Linked DNA regions of Homo sapiens: region 2 is linked to region 1. A link is an interaction called in ENCODE POLR2A ChIA-PET data of the cell type or tissue named here. Cell type or tissue: Panc1. All regions are shown on one strand. Links, peaks and the distances in the headings refer to the core of each region. The heading gives the core; the rest is flanking DNA.

Region 1 (4,387 bases), core at 318-4,317:
ATCTCCAGCAGACTGAGGTGGGAGGCAGGAGGAGTGCGTCTTCTTGAGCCAAGTGAGCTTCCTACTGATCCATCTCAGCTGGGTGCACGTTAAGCAGACAAGATTTGGCCCCTGATTATTTCAAAGGACAGTTTCCAACTTGAAGTGACACACACACCAGGGCTAACCTAGAAGGGGCTTCTGCACTCGTGCTCGTATGCGAGCCTATGGTAGCCTGGGCTTCTAATCATCAGCTGTGTAATCTCTGACAAAGCACCAAACCTCTGCGGACCTCAACCTTCTCGTCAGCAACATGCTGCACCTGTCATGTCATAAGGATTAAACAGGACAGTTTTGTAAGGTGCTTAAAACAGTGCTGGACTCACGCTAGGCACTCGATACATATTAGCCAGTATTATTCCTATTGTTACTAGAGCCACTGGTTACATAGACCGGGCTTCTCAAACTACTGCGCACACAAGTCGCCTAGGGACCGAATTAACGTGCAGCCCTGATGCAGCCGCCTGAGACCCGCCTTTGCAGCAGCCTGCCAGGAGGTGCGGATGCTGCCGGCGCCTGGACCGCGCGTTGAGCAGTGCAGGTGAACAGCTCGCCTAACGCACAAGCCACGCCCACACCCTTTCTACACGCTTTCTCGTTCACTTCTCATTGCAACTCCTTCCGCCGCGTGGACAGGTTCAGCACTCTCGGAGTCGATGTCATTATTCGCCATCGACGCGAACCTCGGCAAAGAGACGGGTCTTACCGGTCTCCGAATGTTCTCAGGCCCTAAGCGCGCAGCCCCGCACCCGGGTGCAGCCGGCGCGGTCCCACGTGTCCCTACCGCGAGCCGCTCCCCGCGTCCCTGCTGCCGCCGCGCGCTTAACTCTGCCTGCCCGCCCGCCCCGCCCCGCCCGGCCGTTCCTGCGCAGCCCTGGGTCGGCCTCGCGCTTCTGTGTTTAAACAAGCCTCGCCCTTGTGTTGCCCACTGCAACTTTAAAGGGAAACAGGGCCCGCTGATCCCGGGAGGGAGAGAAGGACATCTATCATTTTTATGTGGCATTTCAAAGGAGGAGGCCTAGGCAGTCCACAGACAAAGGCCCGCTGCGGGGTTAATGGAGAACCCCCATTTAATCATTAACGCTTAATACTAAACCCGCCCAGAGGAGGCCCGCCTGAGGGGGGTGCAGAGGGTCGCCGGGAGGCCCTGGCTCAGCCCTTGGGGGCTGAGGGGCCCTATGGGGGTCGGACGGGTTCAGGGCTGTCGTGGGTTGCTATGGAGTTGGGGCTCCGGGCCATCCTTGCAGAAGGGGGTTTCTGCTGAAGCTCAGGGTGGGAGCGTGAGAAAGGAGGGAGTGGTCACCGAGGAGGCACCAACTGGGGAACTGAGTGCTTTCCACAGGCTCCCCTTGCCCTGGGAAGGTGAAAGCATTAGTTTACTTTCTAGGCCCGACCTGAAATCCGAGTAAACCACGCAAATCCACGCGCACCTGGCCTGTGGTCCCCTGCGAATGTGGGGCCTCCGCAGTGCTTCCTCCTTCTGCCAGGGTTGTGACATGGGCATCCCCAGGCTCTTTGGAGCGCCCCTCCCCACCCCACTCAACCCCAGCACTGAGGCATCCCCAGACTCTGACATATGCTGACGCCCCCCACCCTCAGGTGCCCACCTCTCACCCCTCTGTCTGCCCCAGCTCCCCACCCTTATCACATTTTAATCACTTACCTGGAGCTGGGAATAAGCTGCCTCCTCATTGTTTTCCCAAATGCTTGAACAAAGCCTGGCATTGCACAGTGAGAAAGTCATTTCCTTTCCAATGCCCCTCCAAACCTGAGGAGGAGGAGGAGCAGAAAACGTGGCCAGCACAGGCTTTGACCCCTGCTGCGCACCTGTTCAGCCTTTTCTTAAAAGAGGAGAGCAGACCTCAGGCCCTAAACTGACCCTGGTTTCTGGCCAGAATTTAATACGCACCGTAGTGTGTTAACTCCCTTCTACTTAACTTTTAATTTTTTTTTATTTTGAAGTTTAGCACCATCCGTGATGTTAACTGGATGTAAAACGGAGTGAATCATCACAAACTGAACAACCTGTGAAACCAGCACCCAGATGGAGAAACAGAATTTGCTAATTTTGAATTCACAAAACAGAATTTTTCTGGGCTCCGGGAAGCCCCTCCCCCATCCCTTTCCACTCTCTATCCCTCCTTCCAGAAGGGCAGCCACTCTCCTAACTCCCAACAGAAGATAATTTTGCCTGCGTTTAGTTTTCCATCAGTCATTTAAATGGACTCACCTGGGCTCAGCTTCTCTCCCTCAACCTGTTGGTGATTTCCATTTGTGTTCAGTGGTATGTAGTTGTAGATTTTTCATTCCCTTTGCTGAAGAGTATTCATTGTGTTTATTTTTATGGTGACTTTCTATGTGTAATACACAGATGCCGGTTTTCTATTTACCTCCATCTCTACATGTTCAAATTACAAAACAATAAAACAAATCGAGTTCATTTAAAAAATCAAACACAGCCCTGGTGGGACACAGATACCGCAGCAGTAGTGTGGACGGTGCATGAGTCGTTAAGATGTGGCATTTCAACCTAGTAATTTAGAGAGATGGGGCTTCTGATCCTGTGCACATGCCTGGGTTGGGCCAGTTTTAAAACTTGTCAAATGGGAGCTTAATAGAGTCTCCTGGGGGCTCCCTTGCAGGCCCAGCACCACGGTGGCATCCCCCAGTTGCAGCTCCCTGGTATGTATTAAAAGGACCTATTGGGTTTACAGGTGTGGCCTCCAGTACCTCTCCCAAAGCACTCATGTGGTAGAAGTGGGTGGGCCTGCCTTAGGGCTCTCAGGACACACTGCTGACCTTTCCTGCCTCCCTGTGGGAAAATTCCCCAGGAGGAGATAAGATCAGTATAGTTAGGGCCTTGCAGGGGGCCTCCTGCCCCAGGAGCAGGATAGAAGGAAACAGTTCAGATCTGGCTTAAGCCAAGTGCCTACCCCTATCCACCAACCCCCGCCCCCAGGGCTCTGTCTCCAACTGGAGCTTCTGCAAATCCTGCTCTCCTTTCCCTGCTGAGGGAGAGACCCTCCTGGAAATAGCACCCAGCCAGGATCCCCTCAGGGCTGTAAGCAAAGGAAGGCTGAGAGAAACTTGAGCCCCTGCTTTGGGCTCAATTCGCTCAATTCGGTGTAGATTTCAGTTTCTCCCTCAAGAGAGCAAAAGTAACTCACAGACCCTAAGGAGAGATGATACTGACTTGTTTACCTTCAGATAGTGCTTTGAAAGTCCTGTTGACTCATTCATCTTGGAGATCCGATCACCCTGCGGTTGATCTCCCACACTTACTAGGCTGAGAAGAAAGACGTCTCTTCTCTCCTTACAAACCCAAATTTGAATCCCAGCTCCCCATCCCTTCATAGCTCCGTGACCTTTTGCAAGTCCCTTAACCTCTCCCAACCTTAATTTCCTGGTGTGTAATGTGAAGGTAATAGTACACTTCTTGCAGGGCACTGGTGAGAACTAAATGGGCTGGTGCTGTCCAAGCATTTGGCAAGAAGCAGCTCACTAAGCAGTGTTGGGCTCCATATGTGCAAAAAGAGGGACAGAAAAACCTCACTTTGAACCCAAAATATCTAGTTTTTAACCCCAGTTTTGGGTGCTTCTTCATTCCAGTTCAGTTTTTTCTTTGAACAGAAGAGAGAAATGAGAGAAAGAGGCAGAGCTCTGCTTGTCATACCAAGGTGATTCTGGCTGGCTTAGGGTCTCAGGTTTCACCTGCAGTGTGATCCTCCCGGGGCTTATTTATTTCCAATGCAGCCTTCGAGATGCTTCCAAAGGGATATCTCAGCACCCTCAGCAAAGGCCCCAGTGCAGGATTCTAGCAAACACCTGCCGCAGGATAGGGCCTCTGCTACTTGGGAAACCTTACTCCCTACTCCCTAAGGACCACATGTTCTATTCTGGGACTCACAAACATTATTAGACATTTCTGATGCTTAAAAGAAAAAATCCAAGTTAAATTCCAAAAAATTTATGTGCAACAATTGGGTTTTCCTGTCTTGAACCGAGATTAACCAACTTGACATCATTTGCCTGGGATTTTCCTGGTTTTAGCACTGAAATTCCCCATCCCAAAACACCTCCAATCTCAGATAAACCAGGATAATGGATCACCCTACCCAAATGGCTTCATCACATTCTGCTCTGGTTATTTGCTGCCTCACCCTAATTAATAGCTACGTTTATTAAGCAGAGACTCTGCTAAGCACATTTCCTACATAATTTCACCTGACTTTCCTAATAATCCTATGAGTAAATATTATTATTATTATTATTATTATTATTATTATTGAAACTAGCATACTTCCTGTTTCTGTGCTAAACAATACTGAAACTAGGAAAAATAATTTAG
Region 2 (4,387 bases), core at 183-4,182, 590 kb after region 1:
CGCGATCTTGGCTCACTGCAAGCTCCACCTCCCGGGTTCACGCTATTCACCTGCCTCAGCCTCCTGAGTAGCTGGGACTACAGGAGCCTGCCACCACACCTGGCTAATTTTTGGTATTTTTTTTAGTAGAGACGGGGTGGGTTTCACCATGTTGGCCAGGATGATCTTGATCTCCTCACCTCGTGATACGCCCACCTCAGCCTCCCAAAGTGCTGGGATTACAGGCGTGAGCCACCGTGCCTGGCCTTTTTTTTTTTTTTTTTTTTTTTTGAGACGGAGTCTCGCTCTCTCCCAGGCTGGAGTGCAGTGGTGCGATCTCGGCTCACTGCAAGCTCCACCTCCTGGGTTCAAGTGATTCTCCTGCCTCAGCCTCTGGAGTAATGGGATTACAGGTGCATGCCATCACGCCTGGGAATTTTGTTGTTGTTGTTGTATTTTAGTAGAGACAGGGTTTTACCACGTTGCCCAGCCCAGTCTCAAACTCCTCAGCTCAGGCAATCCACCTGCCTCCGCCTCCCAAAGTGCTAGGATTACAGGTGGTAGCCACCGCACCTGGCCACAAGCAGCTTCTTTAAAAACAAACAAACAAACAAACAAACAAACAAAAACGACTGGCCGGGCGCGGTGGCTCGTGCTTGTAATCCCAGCACTTTGGGAGGCCGAAGCGGGCGGATCACCTGAGGTCAGGAGTTCGAGACCAGCCTGGCCAACATGGAGAAACCCCGTCTCTACTGAGAATGCAAAATTAGCTGGGCATGGTGGCGCATGCCTATAGTCCCAGCTACTCGGGAGGCTGAGGCAGGAGAATCGCTTGAACCCAGAAGCTGGAGGTTGTGGTGAGCTGAGCTCACGCCATTGCACTCCAGCCGGGGCAACAAGAGCAAAACTCCATCTCAAAAAAAAAATAAAAAAAAAAATTGACTGTTTTGATACTTTAAAAATGAGAGAGACAGGTACTTGTACAGCTAATCAAAAAATAAATGGGCCAGGCACAGCAGGTCATGCCTACAATCCCAGCACTTTGGGAGGTCGAGGTGGGAGAATCACTTGAGGTCAGGAGTTCAAGACCAGCCTAGGGAACATAGTAAGATCCTCTCTCCACAAAAAATGAAAAAAAAAAAAAAAAAAAGCCGGGAATGATGATAAACACCTGTAGTCCCAGCTACACAGGGGGCTGAGGTAGGAAGATCGCTTGAGCCCCAGAGGCTGCACTGAGCTATGATCGCGCCACTGCATTCCTGCCTGGGTGACACAGCGAGACGAGAACCTGTCTCCAAAAATAAATAAGTAGCCCAGGCACAGTGGCTCATGCCTGTAATTTCAGCACTTTGGGAGACCAAAGCGAGTGGATCACCTGAGATCAGAAGTTCGAGACCAGCCTCACCAACATGGTGAAACCCATCTCTATTAAATATAAAAAATTAGCTGGGCGTGGTGGCATGTGCCTGTAATCCCAGCTATTTGGGAGGCTGAGGCAGAGGAGAATCGTTTAACCCAGAAGGTGGAGGTTGCAGTGAGCCGAGACCATGCCATTGCACTCCAGCCTGGGCGACATGAGTGAAACTGTCTCAAACAAAAAAAAAACACAAATAAATAAATAGTATGAATAACAACAGGCATCTGCACATGAGCTGTGAGTAATTCCTGCCTTGACCTGGCCTTCCTTCCCTAAGAAAACCATCCTGTTATTCCTTGGGAGCTCATAGGACCTCTGACTGGGGAGAGAGAGAAACTGAGGCAGGGGCTGCCTGACTCTCCGAGCCCCTCAGCAGACCATTTGACATCACACAGAGTGCCACTAGCCACAAGCTGCATGAATTTACCTCTCTATAAGTAAACAGAGAGAAAAAAATCCTCGCTGTGTGTGAAGATAGCCCCAGGAGGGGGAAATCTTGTAAAAGTCAAAAAAGGCTGTGACTTATGTGACTTCACTGCACACATCCAGCTGGACTTCTCACCCATCTCAGCGGGAGGGTTGTCTTGAGACAGTTGAAACAGCAAAAGGGTTTGGAAACGGTAAGCTATTTCAGGTAACACTTTACGTTGCCAAACCAGCGATAGCAGCACTTCAGACTGTCACTTTTTATAATGTTTGCCTATAAACTTTTCCCGTGTGGTTTTTGAAATGGCGCCCAAATGCAAACAGAGAACAGATGGGAAACCTGAGTCTTGCCCCGTCCAATCACTTCACGGAGAATGGACGACAGATTTAAACTGTTAAGGAAGAAAAAAGCAGTTTCTACCAACGGCACAGCTCCCTCCATTACTTTTCACAAATTAAGCCTTTTCTGGGGTTTCCCAGGGATGGTGTCTTTTCCAACGTCTAGATCATCCTAGTTCCAAGGATGCGGTGGGGTCGTCCTGGAACCCATCCCACTGAGGTTTCTCCCTCCTCCAAAGTCAGAGGTGTCCAATCCCTAAACACATTCCTCCAGGAAGAAGAAAGAGAGAAAGAAATCCCTGAACAGACTCCTCTGGAAGAGACAGAAGGATGAAAGAGAGGGAGAGGGGGAAAAAGGAGAGGAGAGACGGAGACAAGGAAAAGGAAGGGAGAGAAACAGAGGGAGGGAGAGGAAAGAAGAGGAAGGCAAGAGGAAGAAAGAGAGGGGAAGGGGAGAGGAGAAAGAGGGAGGGGCAGAGAGAAGAGGCAGGTTAGGAGCACACCCGGGAGGCATGTCCTGTCAGGGTTGTGGGTTGCAGGAAGAAACCCGTTTGTACCTGGAGGCACAGCTGGGACTCCCACAAGCACTGTAACAGGAGCGCTGCGGGAAGGGTAGTAAAATGGCCTTCGGTTCCCGGTGCCCTCCCACACCTCCTGCCACCTTGTACAGAGTAAATGTCACGGCTGTAGGGCTGTAGGGCTGCCAGTGTCTCTACAGGAGAAACACAGTCCGGCTGCAAATGTCGCTACATAGTCACTGCACACAAAGCACATGGCAAGTAAGTGGCCGCCACTGTCCTCCCTGGTCCAGTAACCCCCAACTGGCCCTCTTAGTCTGGAAGATGTCCTGTAGTGGCCACGCCCAGTCCCAGTAAGAAGTCCTCACTGGTCAATACCCAATTCTCTGTCCGTAGGAACAGAAGAGAGATTTCTGCAAGATAGGGTTTCTGGAAGAGCCCAGCCCCCTCTTTCCTATGGCACAATCTGGGTATCACTGGCATCAGAACTTATCAGCAGAAAGAAATAAAGGCAATGGAGGCCAGGTGCGGTGGCTCATGTCTGTAATACCAGCACTTTGGGAGGCCCAGGCAGGTGGATCACTTGAGGTCAGGAGTTCGAGACCGGCCTGGCCAACAAGACGAAACCCCGTCTCTACTAAAAACACAAAAATTAGATGGGCATGGTGGTGTGTGCCTGTAGTCCCAGCTACACGGGAAGCTGAGGCAGGAGAATTGCTTGAATCCGGGAGGCGGGGGTTGCAGTGAGCCCAGATCGCACCACTGCACTCCAGCCTGGGTGACAGAACTAAACTCCATCTCAAAAATAATAATAATAATAATAATTAAATTAAAAAATAAAGGCAATGGAGTCCCGCCATTGAAGTCAGAACCAACCACCTTTGCATGCCCTGCCATGAGGGCTGTGTACACAGCAACGAAGACAGCCTGCTGCAGCCCAGACATCCTCAAAGCCTCCCCTCTGCAAGAGCCGACTTGCAAGAAGACCAAATTCCTCACATCAAACAGAGACCTTATAAGGCATAGGTACTACGTGTTCTTTAAGGGGGCGAGGAAGGGACAAATACTCCGCACAATATAAAGGTGAAAGTTCTCTACCTCGAGAAATACTGCCAACATAAAAACGGAGAACAAAAAGAAGTCAAAGCAACAAACAACAGATAAGTACGCAGGATGAAAGGGTGCAGTCCTCTCTTTCTAACCAGTTGTCAGGGTGTCTGGTAGACACAAGTCGGGACTGAAACCTCCCTGGTCGCTAACAAGGATGCCGGTAACAACAGCTAACAGCCGCCTCTGCAGCGGTAGCTGGATTTCTCCAGAAACTCCAGACTGGCTCATGTTCCTAGTCATCAGATGGGATCATGGCTAATGTTTCCAATATGGTAACCATTAAAAATTATATATTTAGGCACACCCCTCATATCATTTAAGTCTGCCTTTGAGAAACATGCTGGATGGCTCTTCATGTTTGAAAGAAATTATATTGTTGCCCATGAGAAAATAAAAATGCACACAGAGTAAAGAGCCTAAGAATGCACTTACTGAGGAGTGAGTCACCGTGTCTCCCAATGTCCCCACCCACAGTGGAAATCCGCACTCCCTGTTTTGTCAGTATCCCTCTTGCTTTTGATCTGATGTTTTCGGCTGTTCATGACAGTGTTCTCCAAAAAAAGATGCACAGAGGGAAGGTTTTCTCTCTGGTCCCAAC

Evidence for each region. Peaks named below come from ENCODE experiments on the same cell type or tissue, not always from the same donor. Only the 100,000 strongest peaks of a DNase experiment are listed, where the experiment ranks them.
Region 2: POLR2A ChIA-PET joins it to region 1 with 10 read pairs; 3 of 35 experiments call an interaction of 5 or more read pairs at or near these places.

Annotation. Positions count from the first base shown.
Region 1 is chr10:120,978,950-120,983,336 of GRCh38, forward strand. It overlaps LOC105378519 (a long non-coding RNA gene), which reads right to left and starts at 2,704. Exons shown (of 3, transcript XR_001747609.2): 1 at 2,270-2,704; 2 at 1,703-1,807. In Panc1, for the core only: no CTCF peak of the experiment used is centred there; no DNase peak of the experiment used is centred there; H3K4me3 peaks cover 559 bases; H3K27me3 peaks cover 223 bases.
Region 2 is chr10:121,571,049-121,575,435 of GRCh38, forward strand. The region is part of intron 2 of FGFR2 (fibroblast growth factor receptor 2); the gene reads right to left. Among named protein-coding and RNA genes, the nearest start is that of FGFR2, 25 kb to the right of the region's middle. In Panc1, for the core only: no CTCF peak of the experiment used is centred there; no DNase peak of the experiment used is centred there.